Regions from separate parts of the Mus musculus genome. Here region 1 is linked to region 2. A link is a loop called in an ENCODE intact Hi-C map of the cell type or tissue named here. Cell type or tissue: left cerebral cortex. All regions are shown on one strand. Each heading gives the region's core, and the rest is flanking DNA. Links, peaks and the distances in the headings are about the cores only.

Region 1 (8,337 bases), core at 34-8,033, 110 kb before region 2:
CTCGTGCCAAGGCTAAAGCCTGGCTCTCTCTGGTAGGTCGTGTCACCGCTGTTGCTAACCCAACTCTACCAAACTGGGTTGCTGGTGTTTCCATGAAGTGTTTGTGAGCGGATCAAGCGGCCTGCTAACCTGTGAACTGAACCACCGATCTCCAGGCAACACAGATGGGAGTTGCTCCAAAGAATGTTTCTAAACAGGTCCACTTCCCACATATCCTTTCTTTCCCACTACCTCTGGCGGGTGGTAGGCTACAAGGAAGGTTAAAGCATTTAAGAACCATCACTAAAAATAAGGTTTGAAAAAATTAAAGAAAGGTGGAAATAATATATTTTTAAATTTATTCTTTCTACAAGTTCATGTTATATATTGAGGACTATCAAAAATGTGGTTAACATATTTAGTCTTGAGTAGCCTAGCTCCATAAATGGGCACTGAATCCTAGTGAGAATTAAGCAAAGCCAAGATTCAAAATGGTGGTTCAAGCCTTTCCTGGATATGGAACTGGATAAATTACTCGGAGAAACCTTGCTCTAGAAAGCAGGTAATTACTACACAAAACTTATTCTGCACCCAGGCCCTGCACAGCTCTAATTATACCCTTGGCCCTCTACATGCACTCTCTCCACACTGACCTGCCTATGCTTAAGAACTCTGACTGCAGTGAATGAGAGGCCAGGTCCTCGCCTTGGTTTTCTTATCTGTAACTGTGGGACTTCACGCCTGTTTCTCAATTATATAAAGCAGTTAGCATAGCATCTAGCACTTGGTAAGTGTCATATCAATTACAGCTAAAAATAAAAACTCTCTAAAAGGAGGTTTGGCCTTGAGTGTGTATGCATTCTAGAGCAGAATGGCTCTAGAACTCACATCAGCCATCTGCGCAATGACAAGGCCAAACCAGAGCCTGAATACAGAGATCAACAAAATCTAAGAGAGATTAGTCTTAATATTACACCCAAATACTTCAAAGACATGGTATCTCCTGGACAAAATCATGGCAAACTAGTGTAACAGCCTTCAAAAGTCATCTAAGCAGTGGAAGAAATTAGGTGCAAAAGGCAATCTTTCTGTTAAAAAAGAAAAATAAAACCTGTCAAAAGAAATCAAATACCTTTAAGAAAATAGCATATTTTAGTTTTTAAAAGGACTCAAACTCAAAACACTAAATTTAAAGATTGTTTTACAAAATACCACAGTAGCACTATAAAGTCACATCATTTAGAAGGCTGAGGAAAGACATGCTGAGCTACACAGTGAATACCAGGTCAGCCAGGATGACATAGCAAACTCCCTGTCTTTTAAATACAGAATTAAAAAATGGCGGTTTCTAAGAATTTCTCATAAATAATAGCGACAAGTCTATAGCAATGTTATTTTGGATAGACAGGCACTTTAAGGTGAACATGTTCAAAGGCAGAACACTGTCCACACATCTGTCTGTGACTGTCTTTCGGTCTCCTGGCTTTCTTCCTAGAACATCCCCGTAAGTAGATATTGTCCCTTTATGCATTTATTGTTTGTTTATGGCCTGGCATCACACTGTTCATGCTGATCTTGAGTTTAACCAAGGATAATTCTGAATTCTTGACACAATGGCCTCTACCTTCTTAGTGCTGGGATTACAGGTATGCTACCAGACCTACCTTTAAAGAAAAAATGACATGTTTATTTACTCCATGTGTATGTGAGGTACATACCATAGCATGCATGTGGAAATCAGAGAACAACTTTGAGGAGCCAGCTCTCCCCTTCCGTCCAGTGAGCTCCACAGATGGAACTCAAAGTCATTAGGCTTGGGGAACACAGCCTTGCTGAGCCATGCTGCTCCCACCTCACCACGTCATATTACTATTCCCAATGGTAAGGAAGAGCAGATCATGCTCTGGAGAGAATAACATACCTGACAAGGGACATTACATTTTAGGCACGGGGTTGTTTGTATGCTGGTTTTTCAATCTTAGGTGAAAAGAGATCCGAAAACTGCTGAGACTGGCCTGGACAGCACACCTGTGTATCGTTCTTGGCTGTCACTGGCAAGCCTTCTGGGTCTGTGAATTGGTTTAATGTGGGTTCTGCTTTAAGTTCAAGTAGGAAACATGGTTCTCACTCTAAGGTTGGCAGCCAACCTAACTTTCACATGGACACTTACAACTCTATGCACTTCATGTGAGATTATAGAAGCCCAGGGGGCTTCACACATACATTATAGTAACTACAGAGAGCTAGTTTAAAACAAGCCTCCTCAGGAACTCTTTGTACCAGAGAAAATATGGGCATCACATGGAAGAGGTGTGTTCCATCCTGGGAGGAAACAGTGTACCCTCATGTGCTGGCTTAAAGGACCGTGCCCAGAATTTGAAGAAGACATAAGAAAACAGTCTGCAGGACCTGGAAGCCAAGAGAAGTCCCAAATACACTAACAAAACACTAATAACACTGGTACAGAGAGCCTGTAGACAGAGAGGGGGAAGCCTCTGAAAAGAGGAACTACACACAGCTCCAAACATTTACTTACAGTCAGACTGCCCATCTACAAGCCTGCTTATTGTGAGGACAGATAGCAGACAGCTTTCAAACTGGATATCTACTTAAAGCCAGCCAAATCCCCATAAAGCCTTGTCAAATGAGCAAATGAATTCTTTCTGACTATTATAACAGGGCAATTCCACAGTCTGATATATGCTCTACCTACACTGCTATTCTAATTTAGATATAAATTCTATTTTTTAATAACAATTATCTTCATAGTTCACCAAGTTTGAAGGTAACATGTCCACTTTTAGGGAACTGACAGAGTGTAGACAAGGAGATGTTACTCAGCAGTCAAAGAAGAGGAGTGCCTGAGCTAGGCATTGAGCAAGCAACACAGAGGAACCTTCAATGCAGTTAGTAACTAAAAGAACCCAGCCGGAAGCTATCACAACTATCACGACTTGACTCCAATGCTAAGACACTTTGGCAAAGATCCATGGTTGCAAGAACTGGGAAGAGCAAAGCAGACAAGCAGAGCACAGAAAACTTCTGAGGGCTGTGAGGTCACATTGTAATTGTGGGTGTATCCTGTTTGACCCTATAGCATGTGCACTACCAAAAGGGGGCCTACTGCCAGCTAGGAATGCTAGTTCCCAATGACATATCAGCATAGGGTCACTGACTGCCAAAAATGTGCCACTGTGGGAGGTGACAATTATAGGAAACTGAGTAGGCCCTGTGGACCAGGAGGTATTTTGGAAGTTTCTCAAATTTTTGTTCAATGTTGTTGTGAACCAAACACTGTTCTAAAGAATAAAGTTTAGCTTTTAAACTGATATCTTAGTTGGTTTATAACACCTGGTCTAAAGTTCTCTGATTAAGAAAGACAGCAATACTGGTTGGGTTTTTTTTTTTTTTTTTTTTGGCAAAACAACTGATGCATATATATTATTATTATTCTCCATTTTAGAGAAAAGTAACAAGGGAAGTGATTTGAATACAGTTGGAAGTAAAAAGATTAGAAGCAAGATGGTCCAAGTGTCAAATGTAGTTGTAGTTTAAAAGTAGACTAGAACTGGACAAGCAGAAAAAAATGGAGCTGCTATAATGTGAACATCTATGCCTTTTGTTGAAAGCTTTGTCTTTAAGATGGTGATGTTCACATGTGGGGATCTTTGGGAGGGGGTTGTCACATGGGCAGACCTTCATGAATAGGATTAGCACCCTAAGGGGCCTGGAAGACCCTTCACCCTTTCCACCATGTGAAGACACAGCAAGAAAGAAAAAGGAGCATACGAGCCAGAAAAGCAAGTGGTTCCCAGACATGGAACCTGCCTTAGAACTGTGAGAAATACATGTGTATGTTTGTATACTACACTACTCAACTCAGTTTATAGCATTTCGTTACATGGACTAAGAGAACAATCATTTGGTCACACTCCTACATTTTATAATGAAAGTGAGGGTGTGGGTCACACAATGAGTGGATGTCAGAAAGAATGGAATCCCAGTGTCTGCTGGCTTCTCACTGTACCCTAGCAATTCAACACAACTGTAATAAAGTTCTTTAAATTCTGATGCTAACATTTTTTTCTTATTTCTTTAAGAAGACACAACACTAATTAGTATATCTCTTTGGATGATAAGCTCTCACCAACCTTTGACTATTTACTCATTTTTTTCTGAGTATCCCCACTTTTTCCCAGAGATCATTATATTTTTATTTGTTTGTTTTAGGAATGCTTGAACAGCCTAAGGAAACATTTTTGCTGAGAGTAAATATAAAATACATGTTTATTACTAAAGCCAAGGCTATGCTCAACACCCTATCATTGTTAGTGAAAAGCTAGAATCTTGGCCGACCTCTCACAGAGGTAAAAATCTACCCATGGTGGGAGCAGCTGCAACTGTGACGGAATCTACAAATAACATGCTGGAAATTCAGCAGGCACTGTTATTATATCCTGTTTACACTGTCATTTCTCCTATCAGCAGGATATTATTTATACAGACCCCACCCCTGCACTTCTTGTTTATCTTATTATAGAAGCCCTCCACATCTATAAAAAGCAGCCTCTGCATTTGATTCTGGAACAGCACATGTGTCGTAATTTGGCACCTTGCTACACTTTCTTATTTAGCATTTTCTGTGGTTAGGCGCCATCCGTTCTGATTTTTATCTTATGGTTGATCTCACATACTAGAGTCAAACTCAAATGATTTTCAAAGAATCTGCTGTAGAACGACAGAAAAGGATATCTAGGTAATGGTCAATCACTAACTTATTGTTCTTCCAAGACATGAGAATGACTGTTTCTGCTAGGTTCCTGGCTGAACAGGGTGGGGCACAAATGTGACTAATTCATAATACATGAGAAAAACAACTCAGTGAGCTAGCCAATAGATAAAAAATAAATTAGCCTGCTTTTAATTTCCTCACTCTCTTGCTTTGTAGAGTAAAACAAAATCAAACAAACAAACAAAAAACTCAAACTTTCTTAAACACAAAAAAATGTATGTGATGGTTGAACAGGCAAACATCCCAGAATCAGACCTTTGGTGTGCCTCTTGATGTGTAGTTTGAGCTAAACCCAATCAGCTCCTGTATGCCTCAGCCAGCTCTACCAGGCAGGTGGGTGTGAAGTTTTCCACGTGTGCAGTGACAGACCCTCTGAGGATTAAACCTAAGGTGAGTCACTACGCTAATGCCAGGTAGCACCCTAATAGAATGAGGTGTGCTAAGGAGGAATGCATAAAGATGCAAATGGGCAGGAGTCTCAAAACTAAAAGTAGTTAAATTCAGCCGTGAAGATACATAATAGAATTTGGCAATAAGAAATGGGCATAGGGGATACATTATAGAACTTCCTGGGCTGACAAGATGGCTCAGTGGGCAAAGGCATTTGCTGCCAAGGATTAGGACCTGAGTTTTAATCCCTGGAACACACAATAGGAAGGAAAAAAAAAAAAAAAAACCTTTCACCCCAACATACATATATATGCATGTACACACTAAAACAAATTTAAGTATAAGATGTTTCAAATTTTAATATATTCAACTCTCAGAAATATTCAACTTTGCAATTTTGTTCTATCATGTTACAGATTTGTCTGGCTGTCCCTCTATATGTTGCAAATCAGAACACATGTTGATTGTAGTCTGAGAAACTAAAGCAAAGATGCAAAGACAACATCCCATCATGGCATAATCTACTACACTGTGAGTTTCAGTAAAGCCTGCACAATTTACCCTTATAGTGTGTTACACACTGTACTTTAGTTTATTGAAGTTAAATAATTTATCTCATCCATCCTACTGGCAAATACCTAAAGACTTAAATAATTAAATTCACACCTTTCCTTACCATTAAGACTTCTACATTAAAGGACATGTCTAAAAGTCTTTTACGAGCAACAAAGGCATCATTTATAAAAATGAATTATTAGTAAGAGATATATACATGTATGTATCTTAAAGGGTTGGCTGACATTAGGTATAGGGATAAAATTTAATACTTTTAGCTTTCAAGTTACAATTTTATCAAATTAATGAGCAGGCATAACCTCTTAACATTCACTTCAGTATGTACCAGTGTTTGGACCACCGAAGGAACATCAGAGCTGGAAGATCGCTTCTCGGCCTTTTGGCTAAGATCATGTGCAGAGCTGAAAGAGCTACTATGGCTCAGATACCAGCATGTAACCACAAAAGTACAAAAACTGAGGCAGGGGGTTGAAATACCCAAAGGCTTAAGTTTGCAGCCGCATGCTAAAAGTGGTGGTGGCGGTGGCAATTACTGTAACTGTCATCATAGACTGGGTAACAACACAGCAAGTGGAATTGGACTGGAAAGAACTCGTGGTTCCTCTAAGAGCTTAAGGACTAAGGAAGAGCACCCCAACCCAACGATGACTCACTCACACTCAGGGCCTCCATTTTTAAGATGCAATCTGGGTAGAGAAGGACACATACACACCACATGTAGGTGAGGTCTGGGCTGGGTGGAGAATGGATGGGTATAGAGAACAAAGAGAAGACACTGGTGACTCTTATCTTCTCAGGAGGGGTGTGAGGAAGGTTTCACACAGAAATGGTCATTCAAAAGACAACTTTCAGTAGGCGATGGCGGTGCACACATCCCAGCACTTTGGAGGTGGCTGCAAAAGGATCAGGAGCTCAAGGTTGTTATCAGCCATGGAGTGAGTTTGAGGCTAGCGTGGACTGCATGCAACCCTGTCCCAAGGGAAAAAAACCAAACCAAACAAAAACATAAAAGCAACAAACAACAACAAAACCAAAGCCCAAATGATGACAAACCCCCCAAACTAAAAAGGAAAATCCCTCCCAACCTACTTTTTCCTCAAGAGCCATTTTTATTGGTAAAATCCTAGATTTAATTTAGAGAACTGTGACGCTTTTAAAAATATTGAACAGACAGCAGCTGATGGTGTGTCATAGGCTCTGCCATAATCAAAAGGAAATGTCATTCCCCTTTCAATTACAAAATCGGGATTATCACTACTAATTATTATTATTACTAATGTTACAAATTTTACTAGCACAAGTTTCTTGAAAGCTCACTGGAACATGTCTCTGATCCCAGAGGCCCTGGTTTAAACCCCAGGCTTCTGTCACCATGCCAAGCTGACAGGGCTGCAGCATGGAAATACAAGCGATAGTCTAACATCTGCACAGACGGCAGAGACGGTAGAGACAGGATTCTAGAATAAAGGGCTCTGCGGCTCTTACCTGTTACCTGTGCAACAACTGCTTGGGAAATCCTCCGATTGGCAAGAAAGGCTTTGATTTCCTCTTTTATCACACTGCTGTCCCTCCTAACAAAAACAGAAGACAAGACCAACAATGTATGTTGAAGGTAGAAATCCTCATCTTTGCTAAAAGAAAGGTGAAGCAGAGAGGTGGGGAGGACACAGAAAGGAAGGACACAAAAATCAAAGGGAAACAGACTAAACTTGGGTGATAATATGAAATTACAACAAACCAAGAAACACCAAATACTCCAGTCCTGAAACATCACACCATCAGACAGACACCTCAGTGAATGCCACTGTGGATACAAGTCTCATGTGGGGGGACCGGGAACTGCATGCTGTGAATAATTCAATGTGCAGTGTGTATGGCCTCATTATAGGGAATGAAAACATAGAAGCCCTGGAAAAATGAAAAGCAAAGGCAGTGAAAAATCAGCTGTACGGAGACTGTGGGTCTGCAGGTTAAGGAAGGTACTGTAGAACTGACACCCATCTGGAAACCTTGGAAATGCTTCCGGGGCAAAAATCAATACCATTCTCATGAGTGAAGTTATTAGCATGGTAATATGTTTATTACAATTAGCTGCTTCCTCTCCCTCTCTTCTGTATAAGAAAAAATGAAAAGAATGTAGAATGGTTTAAAATATTAGTTTCATATTAAAAGTGTCTATTAATTTTCTATTACATATAATAAATACACAGAATAGTTAACACTAAAAAGAAAAGTATTCAGTAATAAATACTCTCAGCCTATTACTTATTTAAATAGCACATTTTCAGAGTCCAGACATCCTTAAGAATGACAAAGCACATGACTCATTCTTTCACCAAAATAAAAAAATACTTAAATAAAAATTAGAGTCCTTAAAGAACATGATTCTTGTTCAAGATGAAAACTGACATGGAATTGTGATTGCTAATCGTCTAAACATGGTGAAGAGATTAAAGGCCTCAGCAAGTCAAGCTGCCACCTGTTCTCCTATAAAGCATGAACTAATAATCTTTTTCTGATGGACCTTTGCAAACAAAACACCATCCTTCCTTTTATTCTTACAAATACTGTATATAACCCCTCAAATGATATTCAATTAT
Region 2 (8,337 bases), core at 317-8,316:
TGTGGAGTAGACCGTACATGCACTGTGGTGGTGGCAGCGCTTTGGATCCCACTCCCCACTCTTCTCCTCCCTCCTCACTAGGCCTCTTCCCTTCAGCTCTTAGCGGGAGGGAGAAAAGGCTCCCAAGTGATCAGCCTAGGCCTCCTAACTGGATACCATAGGAGAGTCACCAGAGGTTCTTGTCATAAGCACAGGCTCCGTGGCCTCCTCTCCAGCTTCTGGCCCCTTAGATATTAGTCAGGACCCAGGGAACTTTGACTTGATAACTAATTCTTAAGAAGCACTGGATCTCAAATTATAGCAGCATGTGTTTTTCCTAACTTCTCAAAGACGCCTCAGGGAATGTGTTCAAACCCCAAATCTGCCGCCAGGCAGTGTTTTCACCCTCAGTCGGGCACCTAGCCAACCTGAACCTAAATAGGAAACAGTTTGTCTAAAAATAACCTCCCACCCTCTCAGTTAGGTGAGATTGAGTTTCCTTGGTACTGTATCTATTAAATATCTCTTAGTACTTTTCCTCTCCATCTCTTTTAGGAGCTAAAAGAGTGCTCCGGTCATGTATTTGTGGATTCTGTGCCTGAATTCTGCTTACCAGAGGTAAGATGAAAGAGATTGGAAGCAAACCATCCTGATAATCATCGTTATAAGTCAAGGAAAAAGCGCCATGACCCTGCCCTCACTCACTACAGTCTGTCACTACAGCTGTCACTTAGGAATGAGGGGGAAGCTCCCCATCTATTTCAGGGTATCAGAGATGGCACTGACTCTTGCAACCTTCACTTCCTGGGCAAGAATGAGGAGCAAGTGGGCCAGTGCTCCAAGGACTTTGGGGCTTGTTCCAGAGTACGGAACTTGCCAATAAGAAACCTACATTTCCCAGCGCACCTGGGTTGCACTTATAATACTATAGGTTCTAAAGCCATAGATCAGCTTTTCAAGCTAGACAGATTATGTGACTTAAGTCACTGTTTTAAGGTAGAGCCATACTGTTGTTAAGACTTGGAGAAAACATGAGAGGCACCAACTCTAGTCCAGTGAGCTACACAGACCAGTCATAAACCTGTGAAACTACTTTATCCCATTTCCCTCAAATATACACTGTGTGTTGTGGATGATCTAGTATAGGTTAGTGCAGCCCTGTTCACAGTGTGTGGACCAAATGCTTGTAAGGAATACTGTCAAAGGTAAAATTATTTTTATTCCACTAAAAGTATGTAAGTAAACTTGTGAATATCCATGCATTGGGCTTAAATATTAAATTATTTAGGGGAAATGTTTATGTAATCATTTACCATGATTACATAATTAATGTACATGAATTAATTTTTTTTCTTCTGACTTTCTTCAGCAGATTTTTCTGTGATTCTAGGCTCTGGGGCTGATTGTTATATTTTAAAGAGGACACTTAGGCTGCCTCTCATGTCCTTACATGTGAGCTTCAGTGTTGCTTTAACTGCCATTGCATTTGTCCCTCTGCTACTCCGTCTGAATTTCCTTATTTAAAAGTGGTTCCAAAGGCAGCAGAGAGTACAACCACCTCCATCTTGAGGGCATGATGTCTTGCAAGCACAGGGCAAAATGCGGTGTTAAGGCTAATAGATGTGGGATATTGATGTTAGGTTTGTTCTTTCCATATGCCATGGAAAGAACTCTCCCCAGAGAGGGAACCAATAATAAACCAATGTAAGAATGCCACAACAGTCCATCTTGGTAAACCAATGAGTTTTACTGGTCATATTTGAAGGAACATTGGTGAGGGGTTATGTGCAGGACAGAAATGACTCAATGACACATTACCAAATTCCCACCACAACATGGATGGTGGCTCACCAATGATAGAAACCTGGAATGTATTGCACAACCTACAGGTAACTGGACAAGTCCCGGAGTGTATCTTTGAGAAAACTCAGTTTGCCTGAGCATCTTTCAGACAATTCTGCTAATCTGAAAGTGTCCTCAGTAGTGTCCTTCCTGTTTATAAGCTTGGGGAAGGAGGAGCCTAGTAAATCAGGTCAGTTTCAGGGACTTCCTTAAGCCTTGTGTTGTTTGCTTCCTGAATTTTAATGAACTCCCCTGCAGAATGGAATGTTTCCAGTCCCTGACAGCCCTCTGCATCTCATCTGAGAAGGAATATTTAGTCTAAGAGGAAATTCCCTACACAACAGCATAGATGCCACTGTTCTAGCAGTGAGGCACTAGTGTCCTTTACTCACATGCTGGCAATACTGGCAGACTTATTAAATTATTTGTATGCTAAGTCACTCAGCCAGAAAATACCCACACCCCAGGTAGATATCCACACTGCTTATTGTTTGCTTATGTCATCGATATCTTTGTTACTTCTGAGCAGGACTAACAGCTACACAAGCCACTCTACCTTACACACTCTTGTGACCCAGCTATGCTTAATCTCTGTATATCACATGGTTAAGGGTTAGCTCCTCTGTGCAGGAGAGTTGCTGGCTGTGAGCTGCAGTTTCTAGCTATGCCTACAGTCTATGCTTGAGTCCACCTCCCATCCCCCACTAGTATGCCAAGGCTTGTTAGGTGGTAAGGCAGAGAAGCGGGATCATAAAAACCCCTGTAGAGTTCGAAGAAGTCACTGCAATTCTCTTTCTCGTTACCTATCTCAGGAGTATGGTAGCCAGACAATGAAAAGTCAAAAACTTAAAACAAAAAAGAAAGTAAAAGTAGTTGTCTCTCTATTTGCCTTTTGAAGACCAGTTTGCTAAATGTATAGAGCAGAGTGATCCTGGTAAGCTGGCCGTGTTCTCGCGGCTAGCCGTTTTGCCCAGCTGTCAGCTGTCAGTATTAGGACACATCCACGGTGAGAGAGGGGTGGTGTTGCGGGAAAGGCCTCATTATTCTGAAGAAGCAGAGCTACTACTCTACATTCTGACAGCATCATTTGTCAGTCCCGTCCTGCTGCTCTATGTGCCCTGGCACAGACGCACATCACCCTCCCTTTCTCTCCAGACCGAGCTAATAGACCTGTCTACAGTCGATGTGATCCTCATCTCTAACTACCACTGCATGATGGCGCTGCCCTACATCACCGAGCACACAGGATTCACAGGCACAGTGTATGCCACAGAACCCACCATGCAGATCGGCAGGTGAGAGGTGTGGCTGCCAAGCTCCTTCTGTGGCCACTGTGGGGTGTGATACCAGAAATGTGTAATTTATTTCCCAGGACAAAGATGAGTATGCCACTCTCTAGACACAGGAATGCTCACCGGAGATGCCTAGAGATGGGTACCCCTGGTAGTGTCTGGGTCTTTCTTTCAGCATAGCTGTTCATAGGCAGCTCCTCTGTAAATGGTACTGAAGAGGTCAGAGGCTTAGGAAGATGCCACAAAGATCCAGAGCAGAAAGTGTCAGAGCAACAGAACTTTGCTTATTTAAGTGAAGAAGAAAAAGAAAAAACTTTATTACTTTGCTTTGGAAAGATCCCCTTTTTTTCATGATTTGCTGAGGACTATAAATAGAAACTTGTAGAAAACAAGGGAAGAAGAGTAATCAAAAATTACAGTCTTCAGTCAACCAAGAAGGTTGTCCTTTCTTCTTACCCCAGCTAAGCCTTTACAGTGTAGGCGGATGGTATACATTACCATAGAATCAGTTACTTAGAGAAAAGGAAAGGAAAAAAACCTAGAAAGAAAATTATTACTGAAGAAAAAAAATCCACACATAATGTATTGCTTTGAAATAACAGTATAAGGTAAAGCTTTCAGGATCCAATATACAGGGTTGATTGTACTATAAACTGTTAGATTGTACTCTAGTGTCTTACAGATACCCAACAAGATGAGCTAGTGATTAGAAATAAAACAGAACCTTTAGTGTGAAAACGTGACCTACAGCTTATACAAAAACAGGAAGGGATTCCAGGGACCCGAAATTGCCATTATAGGAAAACAAGACAGCAGCCTGGTTGAGAGAAAGCATTACAAGTCCCGTAGTCTGCAAACAATGGCAATCAAGGAGCATGAACCTGGGCCTCAAATCTTGGGGTGCTGGAGCCAGGACTGCTGCCTCGAGAAGGAGACAGTAGTTAGGGAAACAGATGGATGTGAAGTGTACGTGTTTGGGTTTGCCAGTAAACTTACTTGTTGCTGTTGTCTCTAAATTGATACAGAGAGGATATTACCCTGTGTTCTGTATTAGCATGAACTGGATTCAGATATTGAAAATGTATTTCTAGGTGGGTAGGAAGGTGGATATATTGTTTTTTTGGAGGACAGTCTCATTCTGAAACCCAGGCTAGCCTAGAACTCACTATGTAGCCTAGGCTACTCTAGAACTCATGGCAATCTTCCTGCCTCAGCCTCCCAAGTGGTAAGATTACAGAGATGAGCTGCCAGGTCTGGCTCTACTTCTAGCTGTTTGATTATCATCTAGTTTTCAGGGTGCTGTCAATGTCTGTGTAGCCGTGAGCCAGCTGAGTACAGTGCTCCTTGGGCTCCCTTAGCTGTATTTGGGTATTCCATCTCAGAATGGCAGAGGTCTGTCTCACTGCAGATCTTTTGGGCAGCTTTCAAATTAGTTCTTGATGTCTCCCTCTATGCTAGTGGTTCTCAACCTTCCTAATGCTGCAATCTTTTAATACAGATCCTCACGTTGTGGTGACACCCCCCCAGCCCTAAAGTTATTTTTGTTGCTACTTAATATAACTGTAATTTTGCTACTGTTATGAGTTGTAATGTAAATATATGACATGTAGGCTAGCTGATGTATGACCTCTGTGAAGGGGTCATTCTCATGCCCCCTCTCCCGTCCCCAAACAGGTCAAGACCCACAAGTTGAGAACCACGGCTCTAACTGGAGCATTTTTGATTCCCAAACTATGTGTCAGCTTCTTACATCAGTTGAAACGCCTATCTCATGAGACAGGCTAGTGAAAAGGGGGCAAATCCACCATTCCCGGCTGTAGTGTTTGCAGCAAATTGTTCTTCAGTGTTCTTTATGCTTTGTTTAAACTCAGGCTTCTCATGGAAGAGCTGGTGAATTTCATCGAAAGAGTGCCAAAGGCCCAGTCTGCCTCCTTGTGGAAGAATAAGGATATACAGCGGTGAGAACAGCCCTCTCCTTGTTGGCTCCAGAGCTTCTCAAGTCTCCTTTGTACTCCAGCACAGACCTGGTTAGAGTGGAAGGTGGAAGGGCTTTCTTTAATTCACACTCAGGCCCCATGCGGGCTGTGCAGCTTTGGGAGCACCTGGCTCCACGGAGGGCCGGGGTCTAATGGTCCAGGTCACTCAGGGCTTGCCAGGACTGTCTAAAGAGTCCTCACCACAGTGTGGTTGACACTCAGAAGGTAAAGAGCTAGGGATGGCAAGAGGGCTCTGTGGGTAAAGGGGCTTGCCACCAAGCCTGTAGACCTGAATTTGATCCCCAAGTCCCACGTGGTAGGAAAGATCCACACCTCACAGATTGGCCTCTGACATGTGCCTTGTCACATACTTACCCAAGTACATACATCACATACACACAATAAATAAATCTTTTTTTTAATAAATAATGTTTGCTGTTTAAGGAAGCTGAGGAGGACATTTCTTAGATGATGTGAATCAACTCGAAGAAAAGATTTCCTTACATAAAAGCCGGGGGCTGGAGAGGTAACTGGATGGATAAAGCATTTTCTCCTCATTCATGAGAATCAGAGTTCAATCCCCAGAACCCACATAAGAGTGAGCAAGCAAGCCCAGCACGTGACAGGCAGAAATGGACTCCTTGGAGCTCGCTGGCTAGACTGGGCAGAACTGGTGGCTTCAGATTTGGGTCTCCACACAAGTAAACACATGCATGTTCACATACCACTACCACTCACATGCATGCACGCACACACACACACACACACACAACAGTTGTGTTGAAGAGGTATCTGGTTTCATGTCATGGGATGGTGAGAAATTCAGTGTTGATAGGTGGGTAGGGAAGGGAAGCAGGGAGGGCAGGTTGGAATGAGGTTATACAGTCTCCTACAGGGGAGGTTGAGGCTTGCACCATTGAGTGTGTGCAGGTCATTAGTAGGGAGGCCTGTAAAGAGAATGACATGACCACATTTGGTTTGGAAGAAAGGAACTCTGGAAGCAACATGGGAGTTGTGAGGCCTGCAGAGATGGAGACAGGGAGACCAGCAGGGGGCCATGTCAGACCCAGAAGACAAAGGTCTGAACTAAGGCGGAAGCAAGTGAGCTTGAAGAAGACTGCAGCTCCAGGGAGGTGCCTGAGTGGGGTTAAAGGGATCGGTAAGCATAAAGGGAGCTGCAAAGTAGTAACGAGGAAGGCGAGTGGGAGCCAGGACATAGGAAGGTTCCAAAAACACAGGCTTGTGGGTGGTGACATGTGCCTGTAATCCTAGCACTCTGGAATGGGAGGCAGAAAGACCAAAAGCTGTGTCAGCCTAGACTGCATAAGCTAGTTCTAAGTCCATGTAAGAGCTGTGCGCTAGAAACCAGATGCAAACAAAAGATAACTAAGGAAACTAGCAAGTAAAATGGAGATGAGGCCCTTGGATGTGGAAAGTGGGAGATTAGTGACCATCCCCAGAGTTTAGGTAGAGTGTCATGCAAGGACCAAGAGACTGGGCTGTGGAGGTAAGGTAAAGGATAAATACCATGGAAGGAGCATGGAGGTGGCTTGATCCCACACCCACGCACTCTTACCTGCCCTGCGGTAGAGGACACCGGTCAGCTTGACCTGTCGTGTCTAACCCCAGCAACGGCTGCCTTCACCCCTGGTCCCATCTTCTGCTCTTAGCATGGAGAGCCTGGGGGTCAAACTGCATTAGACTTCCTGAGAATTCCTGATCCCGCCCCTTTCTCCAGCTGTCCTGCCCATCGCTTCCTTGTCCCCAGCTGATAATAATGATGATGATAATAGCAGTCAACCAGGCCTCGGAATGTCAGTGTCTTAGATTTTACCAGTCTTCCTGTAAATGTATGTGGGCTATCACGTTTTTGTGTTCCAGAGTTTAGGCACACGTCTCCTCTATGTGTTCCTTGTACACACTGCTTACTTAACCTATGGATGGCTTTTTCTGCCAGACATTGCTCTAAATGTGTTCCTACAGCAGGAACTGACGCTTTGATGAGATGAGCAGTGGCATTATTGAGTTTACAGGAGAGAAGTGCCACAGAGAGGGTTGGTAACTCCCCAGGGTCATCTGATGGTGAGCGACAGGTTCTGACTTTTTAGGTGATTTCAGGCTACAGAGTCCACACTTCCACCCTCTGCTCAGTCAGTCTTTGAGGGCATATCCTGCAGCCCCCCTTATGTGGTGGGAATGGAAGTAGGTGTTCTGTGCCCCTTTTTCCTGTCTTGCAGGGATCTTCTGGGCGTCTCCTTGGTTGGTAGGATGGTGTGCAGGTGTCTCCGAATCATCTAGGTGTGCCATACCCAAGGTGTCCTGTCTCTGTTTGAGTGGCTTCCTTGAATCTGGCCACTCTCCAACAGTGGTACTGCCCTCTTTGTGTGGCATTTACAGTCTCAGCTGCCTTTTTCTCAGCCCTTCCTGTGCCACTCTCTGCCCGAGCACACTGGACCACATGGGACCCCAGGTCCTGACAACCTGCCTCCTTAAAAGAGTCTTGGGGCTGTATTTTCTTTCCCTGTAGTAGACCACATATGCCTTGGCCTCCCTTACGTATTTCCTCTTGTTTATTTATGTTCTTATGTACTCAGCTGCAAATAGTTTTGGCACATCAGAAGCAGCATTCAAAGGTCAGTGTTCCTGATTTCCCAAGTCCTGGGCCAAGTCTTAGGAAGTTCTGAATCTTAATTTGCCTCTTCTGTGACCTTGAGCACAAAAAGAGGCATTTTTTCCCCTTGCTTACCCATTCTTTTTAAAACATAACAAAATAACTGGCTCCCAGAGTAATGTCACTGTGTATTAGGAAGAGTGTGAATGGCGCTTGAGAGAAGCAAGCATAATGTCAGGGGCCTGGGCATTAGTCATGAGATGCTCAGCAAATCTCTTGAGTTAGTGTGGCTCACCACTGGTGGGTAAAGGCTAGAAAGGAAAGGGTATCATGGAAGAGGAGCAGAGATACAGTACACTGCTGGAGATAAATGTGTGCCTTCTGGCCCTGACCAGGACTTTCATTTTGGCTTTGAGACACATGATGGACCTTAGTTATCGATGGCAAAGGGAATAGTCTACTTATGCAGAAGTGATAAAACAAAAGCCCCAGCTTTGTTTTCTTTCTATCCTGAATAAACTCAGCACAAATATTAGGATTGGCTTTAAGATGGAAGCACTCATTGAGGCTGGTGATGGTTCCTTAAGGATGGTTTCTCACCTCAGCACTCGGTGTCTATCTGTGTTCCGTTGCTGCA

What was found. A loop is a pair of places that touch in the nucleus more often than their neighbours do. Peaks named below come from ENCODE experiments on the same cell type or tissue, not always from the same donor. Only the 100,000 strongest peaks of a DNase experiment are listed, where the experiment ranks them.
Region 1: it touches region 2 in a loop (2.5-fold over the local background); 9 of 42 quality-filtered maps call a loop at or near these places.

What each region holds. Positions count from the first base shown.
Region 1 is chr14:64,880,353-64,888,689 of GRCm38, forward strand. Hmbox1 (homeobox containing 1) reads right to left here. Exons shown (of 10, transcript NM_177338.6): 4 at 7,223-7,308. Among named protein-coding and RNA genes, the nearest start is that of Hmbox1, 65 kb to the right of the region's middle. In left cerebral cortex, for the core only: a CTCF peak has its summit at 7,559; a DNase peak (open chromatin) is centred at 4,558; H3K27ac peaks cover 712 bases.
Region 2 is chr14:64,989,998-64,998,334 of GRCm38, forward strand. It overlaps Ints9 (integrator complex subunit 9), which reads left to right. Exons shown (of 17, transcript NM_153414.5): 4 at 535-597; 5 at 2,977-3,116; 6 at 4,985-5,071. Among named protein-coding and RNA genes, the nearest start is that of Ints9, 44 kb to the left of the region's middle. In left cerebral cortex, for the core only: a CTCF peak has its summit at 5,056 (motif pointing left); DNase peaks (open chromatin) are centred at 395 and 5,048; H3K27ac peaks cover 818 bases.